Regions from separate parts of the Homo sapiens genome. Here region 1 is linked to region 2. A link is an interaction called in ENCODE POLR2A ChIA-PET data of the cell type or tissue named here. Cell type or tissue: HepG2. All regions are shown on one strand. Each heading gives the region's core, and the rest is flanking DNA. Links, peaks and the distances in the headings are about the cores only.

Region 1 (5,382 bases), core at 273-5,272, 170 kb before region 2:
GTTCGAGACCAGCCTGGCCAACATGGCGAAACCCTGTCTCTCCTAAAAATACGAAAATTAGCCGGGCATGGTGGTGTGTGCCTGTAATCCCAGCTACCAGGGGGCTGAGGCAGGAGGATCACTTGAACCTGGGAGGCAGAGGTTGCAGTGAGCTGAGATCGTGCCACTGCACTCCAGCCTGGGCAACAAAGCGAGACTCTGTCTCAAACAATAAAAATAAAAATTCACAGGGTTTATCCCAACGATTTTGCTTGTGTGTGTGTGTGTGTGTGTGTGTGTGTGTGTGTGTTTATTTACTTATTTATTTATTTATTTTGAGACAGAGTCACTCTCTGTCACCCAGGCCAGAGTGCAGTGGTGCAATCTCGGCTCACTGCAACCTCCACCTCCCGGGCTCAAGCGATTCTCCTGCCTCAGCCTCCTGAGTAGCTGGGACTACAGGCACATGCCACCACCCCTGGCTAATTTTTTGTATTTTTAGTAGAGACGGGGTTTCGCTGTGTTAGCCAGGATGGTCTCGATCTTCTGACCTCATAATCTGCCCACCTTGGCCTCCCAAAGTCCTGGGATTACAAATGTGAGCCACCACGCTCAGCCTGCTTCTGTATATTTTAAGAAATTCAGGGACTGATAATCATTTAACTCTAGGACTCACTAGATAAGGTAATATAGTATTATTTTATAGAAGTGTCATAATCTAGCAGGAAGAGGTCTCTGTGGTCTTGACACCTTTGAGCCCTCCCTCCTGTAAGTCTCTTCTCATTGTCCTGGCTTTCTTTTTTCACCTAGCCACTCCTACTCAGTCTCCTTTATTGCTTTCTCTTTGTCTTCCTTCCCTTAAATGTCACTGTTTACCAAGATTCTGTTCTAGTCTCTCTCCTTTCTTTTTTTTCTTTTTTTGGTAGAGATGGGGTCTTGCTATACAGCCCAGGCTGGTCTTGAACTCCTAGCCTCAAGCAATCCTCCTGCCTCTGTCTCCCAATGTGCTGGGATTATAGGTGTGAGCCACTGCACCTGGACTATGCTTTCTCTCCTTTCTCACCAGAGGATCTAATCCACCTGTGTGACTTTTGTGGCGCTTTTGCTCATTAATCCAAAATCTTTAGCTTAGAACTCTCAAACTCTAGATCTATATACCCCAAAACCTACCTAGATGCCTTACAGAGATGTCTGAATGATTATGTCTAAACAGTTCTTCACTCTTGCCCCGACCCCTCCAGAAATTATTTTACAAACCCATGAGGTGATCTTGATAATTGGCCAAGTTAGAAAATCATCACCTGAATCCACCTGCTTCCCTCTACGAATGGAGTTCTCTATCTGTAAATAGTGGACTAAACCTAATTTTTAAAAAATCTAAGTGTAACAAGAGAATAACTTTATTTTTATTTATTTATATATTTCTTGAGACGGAGTCTCGCTCTGTCGCCAGGCTGGAGTGCAGGGGCGCAATCTTGGCTCACTGCAGCCTCCGCCTCACGGGTTCAAGCGATTCTCCTGCCTCAGCCTCCTGAGTAGCTGGGATTACAGGCATGTGCCACCACGCCCAGGTAATTTTTGTATTTTTAGTAAAGATGGGGTTTCACCATGTTGGCCAGGCTGGTCTCGAACTCCTGACCTCAGGTGATCCGCCTGCCTTGGCCTCCCAAAGTGTTGGGATTATAGGTGTGAGCCACTGCGCCCAGCCCTAAGATAATAACTTTTTTTTTTTTTTTTTTTTTTTTGAGATGGAGTCTCACTCTGTCACCCAGGCTGGAGTGCAATGGCATGATTTCAGCTCACTACAACCTCTGCCTCCCGGGTTCAAGTGGTTCTCCTGCTTCAGCCTCCCGAGTAGCAGGGGCACACCACCACACCTGGCTAATTTTTTGTATCTTTAGTAGAGACAGGGGTTTCACCATGTTGGCCAGGCTGGTCTTGAACTCCTGACCTCAGGTGATCCACCTTCCTCAGCCTCCCAAAGTGCTGGGATTACAGGTGTGAGCCACCACACCCGGCCGAAAATAACTTTGAAGGTATTTTCTTCAGGTTCCTATACGAAAACCCAATTTATGTAAGTGAGATATGTAGGAGTCTAAATCCTCTCTCCATTACTCTTGACTCTACATTAATTACATTAGTTTATACCCTTATACCCCGTTATTTCTTCCCTAGATCCCTGCAGTGTCTTGACTAATCTTTCTGCCTACACTGTAACCCATCTATCTCTCTCTCATCCATTTATCACGTCATCTCCAGAGTGATTTTTTTGTTTTGTTTTGTTTTTGAGACAGGGTCTCGCTCTGTCACCCAGGCTGGAGTGCAGTGGTGTGCTTATAGCTCACTGCAGCCTTGACCTCCTGGGCTTAAGCAATTCTCCTGCCTCAGCCCCCCCAAGTAGCTGAGACTACAGGTTTGCACAGTAACGCCTGGCTAAGCCGGGCGTGGTGTCTCACGCCTGTAATCCCAGCACTTTGGGAGGCTGAGGTGGGTGGATCACTTGAGGTCAGGAGTTCAAGACCAGCCTGACCAATATGGTGAAACCCTGTCTCTCCTAAAAATACAAAAATTAGCCAGGCATGGTGGCACATGCCTGTAATCCCAGCTACTTGGGAGGCTGAGGCAGGAGAATTGCATGAACCCAGGAGATGGAGGTTGCAGTGAGCCAAGATCATGCCACTGCACTCCAACCTGGGTGACAAAGAAAGACTCCATCTCAAAAAAAAAAAAAAAAAAAAAACGCCTGACTCATTTTTGTATATTTTTTGTAGAGATGGGGTTTCACCATGTTGCACAAGCTGGTCTCAAAATCCTGGTCTCAAGGGATTCGCCCACCTCAGCTTCCCAAAACGCTGTGATTTTACAAGCGTGAGTTACCACACCGGGCCCAAAGTGATTTTTTAAAATCAAATGTAATGCCATTCCCCTTACTCAAAATATTTTATGGCTTTCCTTTGCCTTCAGGATAAAATGCAAACTCCTTATAATGATATATGAAGCTCTTAATGGCTTCTTCCTTCTCCAGCATCAACTCTGACCCTAACCTATACTGTAGCCATGCTCAACCATTTAAAGTTCCCCTAAAACACTATCTTTTCTCTTAGCATGGCCTCCATTCATTGAACAAATATTTATTGAGCACCTACTATGTGTTAGGCACTGAACATAGGTACTGAACATTCTTTCTTTTTTTTTTTTTTGAGACAGAGTTTCATTCTTGTTGCCCAGGCTCACTGCAACTTCTGCCTCCCAGGTTCAAGCGATTCTCCTGCCTCAGCCTCCCAAGTAGCTGGGATTACAGGTGCCCGCCACAACGCCTGGCTAATTTTTTGAATTTTTAGTAGAGTTGGGGTTTCACCATGTTGGCCAGGCTGGTCTCGAACTCCTGACCTCAGGTGATCCACCCGCCTCGGCCTCCCAAAGTGCTGGGATTACAGGTGTGATCCACCTTGCCCAGCCAGGTACTGAACATTCAACAGTGGATGTAACAGTGACCATAAGTCTGTTCCTTTGTTGAGCATGTGTTCTTGTGAAACAAGACAGATAATAAGTAAATAAAATTTTAGATTGTGGTAAATGCTATAAATGAAATCAGGAAGATGAGCTAGAAAGCAACTGGGGTAGGGTTGGAGGGTTGAAAGAGGATCTTCTGTACATAAAAATAGGAGTATGTTTTCCGTGGAGATGATGTCTGGTCAGGCACACTAAGAGCTGAGATTTCTAGTGTATATAGCAAGCAAACAACATCTCTGAGAAGACAAAGAAAAAGAACTTAAAGGAAGCCACAGTGGCTGAAGTAAAATGAACAAGGGGCAGAGTGTTATAAAATGAGGTTGGGATAGATCCTGAGGCAGAACTTGGGTATTAAAAATTATAAAAAAGAAATGAGATTGGGGATGCAGGTAGGGGTCAAGTCATCTACATCCTTAAACATTTTTAAAAAATATTTCAAGGATTGAGGGGAAATGGGAAGTGACTGCCAAAGGGTACAAAGTTTCTTTAGGGGATGATAAAATGTTCTAGAAGTAATTGTGGTGATGATTGAACTCTGAATTATACACTTTAAATAGGTGAATTTTATGGTATGTGAATTATATCTCAATGACGCTGTTAGAAAAAATAAAATGAGGCCAGGCATGGTGGCTCACGCCTGTAATCCCAGCACTTTGGGAGGCCAAGGCAGGTGGATCACCTGAGGTCAGGAGTTCAAGACCAGCCTGGCCAACATGGTGAAATCCTGTCTCTACTAAAATACAAAAATTAGCTGGGCGTGGTGCTATGTGCCTTTAATCCCAGCTACTAAGAAGGCTGAGGCAGGAGAATCGCTTGAACCCGGGAGGCGGAGGTTGCAGTGTGCTGGGATTGCGCCACTGCACTCCAGCCTGGGCGACAGAGTGAGACTCCATCTCAAAAAAAAAGAAAAAGAAAAAAGAAAATGGTCGTATGTGTCTAGTGCCTACCACACTGTATAGCATAGCTCTGTATCTTCTTCTCCAGGCTTATCTCATCCATTTTAATAACTACTCACACCTTCAGCAAAACATTTCAACTGAGCCCCAGATTTTATTATATTATTATACAAATATATTACAAATATTATACAAATATATACAAATTATATATTATACAAATTATACAAATATAATACAAATATTATACAAATCTGCAATTTGTAAAGGATATTTTCACCTACATATCTTACAGACATCTCAAAAAATCAGTCTAGAACCAAATAATTTGCCAACTCTGTTTCCTCTCTTGTCTTCCCTCCTTTGATAATGACATAACCATCCACCCATTTATCCAGCTGAAATCTAGGAATAAACCTAGGCAAATTTGCTTCTCGGCCGGGTGCAGTGTAATCCCAGCAATTTGGGAGGCTGAGGATGGCAGATCACTTGAGGCCAAGAGTTTGAGACCAGCTTGGCCAACATGGCGAAACCCCATCTCTACCAAAAATACAGAAAAATTAGCTGGATGTGGTGGCACACGCCTGTACTCCCAGCTACTTGGGAGGCTGAGGGATGAGAAGTGCTTGAACCTGGGAGGTGGAGGTTGCAGCGAGCTGAGATTGTGCCTCTGCACTTCAGCCTGGGTGACAGAGGGAGACTGTATCAAAAAGAAAAAAAATTAAAAAATTGCTTCTTTCACCATCACCTCCCCAAACATCTCGTCTGTCATTACTGATTTTACCTCCTAAATATATCTGAAACTTGTTCTCTATTCTCAGATCTTATTCCACTGCCTTAGTTCAGGCCATCATCTTTTATTTTCTCTCATATGGACTGTTGTAATAACATCTTAACTGGTTTCCCTAATGCCAGTTCTGCGCACTCCAAGTCATCTCCTATATTATTGTCGAAGTCATCCTTGTAAAATATGATCCTAATCACATCTCCTGCT
Region 2 (5,382 bases), core at 80-5,079:
TCTGTTTGTGTGTGTGTGTGTGTGTGTGTGTGTGTGTGTCTACAGTCTTTAGAATTTTCTATGTATAAGATCATGTCATCAGCAAAGAGAGATAATTTTACTTCTTTCTTTCTGATTTAGATACTTATTTCTTTCTCCTGTCCAATTTCTCTGGCTAGAACTTCCAGTACTGTGTTGAAAAGAAGTAGCTAGACTGGGCATCCTTGTCTTGCTCCTAATCTTAGGGGGAGAACTTTTCAATTTTCCACCACTGAGTATAAGGTTAACTGACTTTTCATATGTAATTTTTTTATGTTGAAATCTCCTTCTATTCCTAGTTTGTTGAGAGTTTTCGTTATGAAAGGGTGTTGAATTTTGCCAAATGCTCTTTCTACATCTACTGACATGATCGTGTGTTTTTTGCCCCTCGTTCTGTTAATGTGGTATATTACACTAATTTTTGTATGTTGAAATACTTTGCATTCCATGGAAAAATCTAAATTGGTTATGGTGTAGGATCCTTTTAATGTGCTATTTAATGCAGTTTGCTAATGTTTTGTTTTGTTTTGTTTTGTTTGAGACAGGGTCTTTCCTGTCACCCAGGCTGGAGTGTAAGTGTGTGATCATAGCTCACTCTTACCTCAAACTTCTGGGATCAAGTGATCCTCCTGCCTCAGCCTCCTGAGTAGCTGGGACTATAGGTACATGCCACCATGCCTTGCTAAGTTTTAATTTTTTTTGTGGAGACAGGGTCTTGCTATGTTGCCAGGGCTGGTTTCAAATTCCTGGCCTCAAGCAATCCTTCAGCTTCAGCCTCCCAAAGTGCTGGGATTACAGGCATGAGCCACCACAACTGGCCTTTGCTAATATTTTGTTGAGGATTTTTGTATTTGTGTTTATCAGGAGTATTGGTCTGTAGGTTCTTTTTTTTTGTAATATCTTTGTCTGGCTTTGGCATTAGGGTAACACTGGCTTCAAAAGAGTTGGAAAGTGTTCTCCCCTCTTCAATTTTTTTTAGAAGAGATTGAGAAGAATTGATGTTAAATTTTCTTTAAATGTCTGGTAAAATTTACCAGTGAAGCCATCTGGTCTTGGACTTTTCTTTATTGAGAGGTTTTTGATTATTGATTCAATCTCCTTACTGGTTATAGGTCTGTTCAGATTTTCAATTTCTTCATTATTCAGTCTTGTTAGGGTGTGTGTTTCTAAGAATTTATCAATTTCTTGTAAGTTATCCAATTTGTTGGTGTATAATTGCTCATAGTATTCTCTTATTCTTTTTAATTCTGTGGCATTAGTTGTAATGACTGCTCTTCCATTTTTTATTTAAGTCTTCTCTTTTTGTCTCTTAGCCTAGCCAAAGGTTTGTCAACTTTATTGATGTTTTTTCAAAAAAGTGTTGCCGATTTTTAAAAGTTTTCTATTTTATTTATACTCTAATCTTTATTTTTCCCTTTCTTCTGCTGAAATTGGGCTTAGTCTGTTCTCCTAGTTCTTTGAGGTTGGTTTGTTAATTTGAGACTTTTCTTCTTTGTTAACATAGGGGTTTATTGCCATAAACTTTGCTCTTGGTAATGCGTTTCTTGCTGCCTCCTGTAAGTTTTGGTACATTTTATTTTCATGTCTATTTGTTTCAAGGTGTTTTCTAATTTCCCTTTCATTTCTCTTTTGACCCATTGGTTATTCAAGAATGTGTTGCTTAATTTCCACATATCTATGGAGTTTCTAGCTTCCCTTTTCTGTTGTTTCTAGTTTCATTCATTGTGGTTGAAGAAGATACTTGGTATGATTGCAGTGTTCTTAAATTTGTTCTACATGTGTCTGTTAGGTCCATTTTTATCTATAATGCTCTTCAAATTTGCTGTTTCCTTATTGTTTTTCTGTCTGGATGCTCTATCCATTATTGAAGGTGGGGTGTTTAAGTTTCCTATTATTATTACATTTGTGTCTATTTCTCTTTCAGTTCTGTCAATGTTTGCTTTATATATTTAGGTGCTGTGATGTTGGGGATGGATATATTTATAATTGTCATATCTTCCTGGGTGAATTGACCCTTTTATTATGAAATAATGTCTTTCTATATCTCTTGTGATAGTTTTTGACATTATATAATAATAAATGTCAACTGAGCAGGAAGACATGACAATTATAAATTATAGTTTATGAAATATCTGTTGCTTGAGTTTGGTTAGATTCATTTGTAAAATTGTCTAGGCCTTATACCCTTTTGGTGTGGGATAGGAGCAGATTTTTGAATGACTTTTTAGTTTCCCTAATGGCTATTGGTATGTTCAGGTTTTCTATTTCTTTTTATTTTTGCGTCAATTATGGTAATTTATATTTTTTAGGCATTTGTATGTTTCATTTTCCAAATTTATTTTAGTAAACTTGTTCACAGTGTACTCCTATTTTAAAATCTCTACTGATGTATAGTTACCAGCCCCTTTGTTCTCATATTGCTTATTTTGTCTTCTCTTTTCCCCTGTTGTGATTTAGTGCAGATTATTTTATGAGACTTTTCAAGGAATAAACTTCTATTTTTATTGTTTGACTCTTTTTTGTTGTTTATTTAATAGTTCTGTTTTGTTCATGTTAAGGTTTGTATGCCCACTTGACATCCAAGTGGAGATTTTAAGTAGGCAGTTGGATATCCAAGTCTGGAGCTTACAGAAGAGGTCAGAGATGATGACATAAATTATGAGAATGATCAGCATAGAAATATTATTAAAAACTATTGGGCTAGATGACATCACCCAGGAAATAATGTGGATCAGCGCTTCTCAAAACTGTCTGTGGGGAAGGACCAGTTTTATTTTTCTAATCCAATCTGATGCAAACCAATACTTTGTAAAATACAATTGTATAAATCATTATAAAAATGAAATATAAACTATTTAAAAAAGGTATTCAAATTCAAGCCTAATTTTTTATTCTTAGATACAACAACAGAAACATATACTGTCAAATTGCGATTAGAACTTTCTAAAGGCTTAGTCAGTTTCTGTATTTCTGTCATTGCAGTCTGGTAACAAATAGTTAATGGACTGACACTGGTATGCAGACCAAGGCTTTGAGTGGCACTGCGTGCATGGAAAAGAGAAGAGAATCAAGGACGGAGCCCTGGGGCACTCTGACCTTTGGAGATCTGGCAGCTGGGGGAGGAGCCAACAAAAAAGCTGGAGGAAGAGCAGCCATGAGGTAGGAGGAGAACCAGGCAAGTTTACAGTCAGGGAGGGCTGGAGAGGATAGTGTTTCTAGGAGGAGACAGTGGTCAGACCTTTCGAATGCTACTGAGTGGGTTGGGTTGGGTAATACAAGGACAAAGCATTGATCATTGGCTTTGTCAATATTTGACCAATATTTGGGATGAAAGTCCCTTTAAAGTAACTTGGAGAGAAGATGAGAAGGGAGAAAGTAGAGCCAAGTACAGACAGCTTTTTCTAAAAGTTTTACTCTGGTGGAGATCAGAAAAATAGGGCCACGATTGGAAGGAGATATGGTGTCAAGAGAAGGCATTTTGTTTAAAAAACACAAGGGATAAATATTGTATGATTCCATTTATATGAGGTCCTTAGAATGGTCAAATTCATAGAGACAGAAAGTAGCATGGTGGTTGTTGGGGGCTGGGAAAAGAGGGAATGAAGAGCTAATTTTTAAAGGGCCTTCAGTTTTGGTTTGGGAAGATGAAAAGTGAAATGGATGGTGGTGATGATTGTGCAACAATGTGAATGTGCTTAATGCCACAGAATTGTACATCTAAAAATGGTTAAAGGGTTAAAATGGTAATATCGTAAATTTTATGTTACTACACTTTACTACAATAAAAGACATATTATGTATGAAATATTAAGTGATACTTTTATGTGGATGGAAATAATTCAGTAGAAAAGAAACTGATGGTGCAGGTGACCCCAATTCAGAAGCAGTTTTACTTCAGTGGCTTTCATGTTGGGAAATTACAGTCTGAGTCCCAGTCCATGAGCAGGGTCTGGTGGTGGGTGCGTCTTCACCTGTTTTCCAAAAAAGCAACTTGTTTCTCGTGGTAACTCCAGCCTTCATTCTTGTGTGTGCAAACCAAGCCGGTGGCTTTATGTAAAAAACCTGGTTTGGGCTAGTTCCTTTTTCCCTGAGGAAGTTGAAATTCCACTACCCATTGTCTGCTGTGTCTATTGAAGTAAGGCTTGAGTCTTTGCAGACTTATTATGCAGAGCTCAAGGTAATAAAAGGTAATAATTAATATTAATTGAGTACTGACTGTATACCAGGTACTTTATGCTTACCCCCCATAAGCTTCGCAAGAGCCCTATGAAGTAGGTGTTATTATTAGTATGACCAGTTTACAGATGTGGAAACTGAGGCACATTGATGTTAAGTAATTTGCCCATCGTCACACATTCAGAACATAGGAAGTGACAGCTTTGGGATTTGAACTAAGGCAGCCTTACTTCAGAACTCCAGTTTACATAGAGGGTAGATACAGAAATATGAATTCATCACCCAGTACATAATAATTTGGGCATGCTAATCCAGAAATTTCTCCATCATAACGTCAGCACCATGTTTACATTGTGGGCAGTGGATTTTGTTTTAGCAAAATATGATTTATCACATTAAAGTAATGTCATTCGCTTAATTTTTTGTTGGCATTACATTTTAAAATGTGTTTCTTTTTAGAGCTATAAATGATCTAAAATATATAACCTAATTTTATGTTTTTGCATATTTGCTTAATATTATAATAAAATATTATTTTAATCAACAATGGAAGTCTTAAAAAAATTTTGTCCTTAGAGTTTAAGTAAAAAAAACCATAATGGTATAGTTTTTTTAAGAAAAAAAATTTTTCTGGAAGAAAGAGGATCTTTGTTTTTTTTCTTAGCTCCCTGAGAATTAACCAGACTTCTGTTTGTAGAGAGGAATTAGTGTATGACTTAACAGGACTGTTCTCATTTGACCTAAAAAGACTGTATTTGAGGGACTTTCTGAGACCTGTTCAAAGGCTTCAGCTGCCTGGGTAACTGAGCAATGTAGAAGCAGAATTCCAGTTTTGAATTGCTTCCCAAGGCAGGCTTTATTTAGTTCTGGGAGAGAGGGAATGCACTGTGATTCTTAAAGAAACTCGGTGTGATTTTGCATTGCGATAACAGATTTGCAAGACATCCAGCACTTTTCCATGGGCATTTTCTTAGAGGAAAAAAAAAAAAAAACAGTAGATTGCGATGATCTGTTCTGTTTCCCGAAGGTTGCAGAAGATGTTAAAAACCGGAGCACCTAGATGACAGACTGTGAAGTTGACCAGGGATCTTTGTATTGCCCCATTATTTATCCATTCCTATTCCTAACCGACTTAGTCCAAGCGTGTGCCTTACTTTTTGGTGCGGGGGTCAGGAGTCATAGCTGTTA

Evidence for each region. ChIA-PET counts read pairs that join two places held together with the same protein. Peaks named below come from ENCODE experiments on the same cell type or tissue, not always from the same donor. Only the 100,000 strongest peaks of a DNase experiment are listed, where the experiment ranks them.
Region 1: POLR2A ChIA-PET joins it to region 2 with 8 read pairs; 3 of 35 experiments call an interaction of 5 or more read pairs at or near these places.

What each region holds. Positions count from the first base shown.
Region 1 is chr1:220,051,942-220,057,323 of GRCh38, reverse strand. No RefSeq gene overlaps it. Among named protein-coding and RNA genes, the nearest start is that of EPRS1, 8.1 kb to the right of the region's middle. In HepG2, for the core only: no CTCF peak of the experiment used is centred there; no DNase peak of the experiment used is centred there.
Region 2 is chr1:219,881,921-219,887,302 of GRCh38, reverse strand. It overlaps a transcript of LOC105372926 not described here. Among named protein-coding and RNA genes, the nearest start is that of SLC30A10, 44 kb to the left of the region's middle. In HepG2, for the core only: no CTCF peak of the experiment used is centred there; a DNase peak (open chromatin) is centred at 3,132; H3K4me3 peaks cover 820 bases.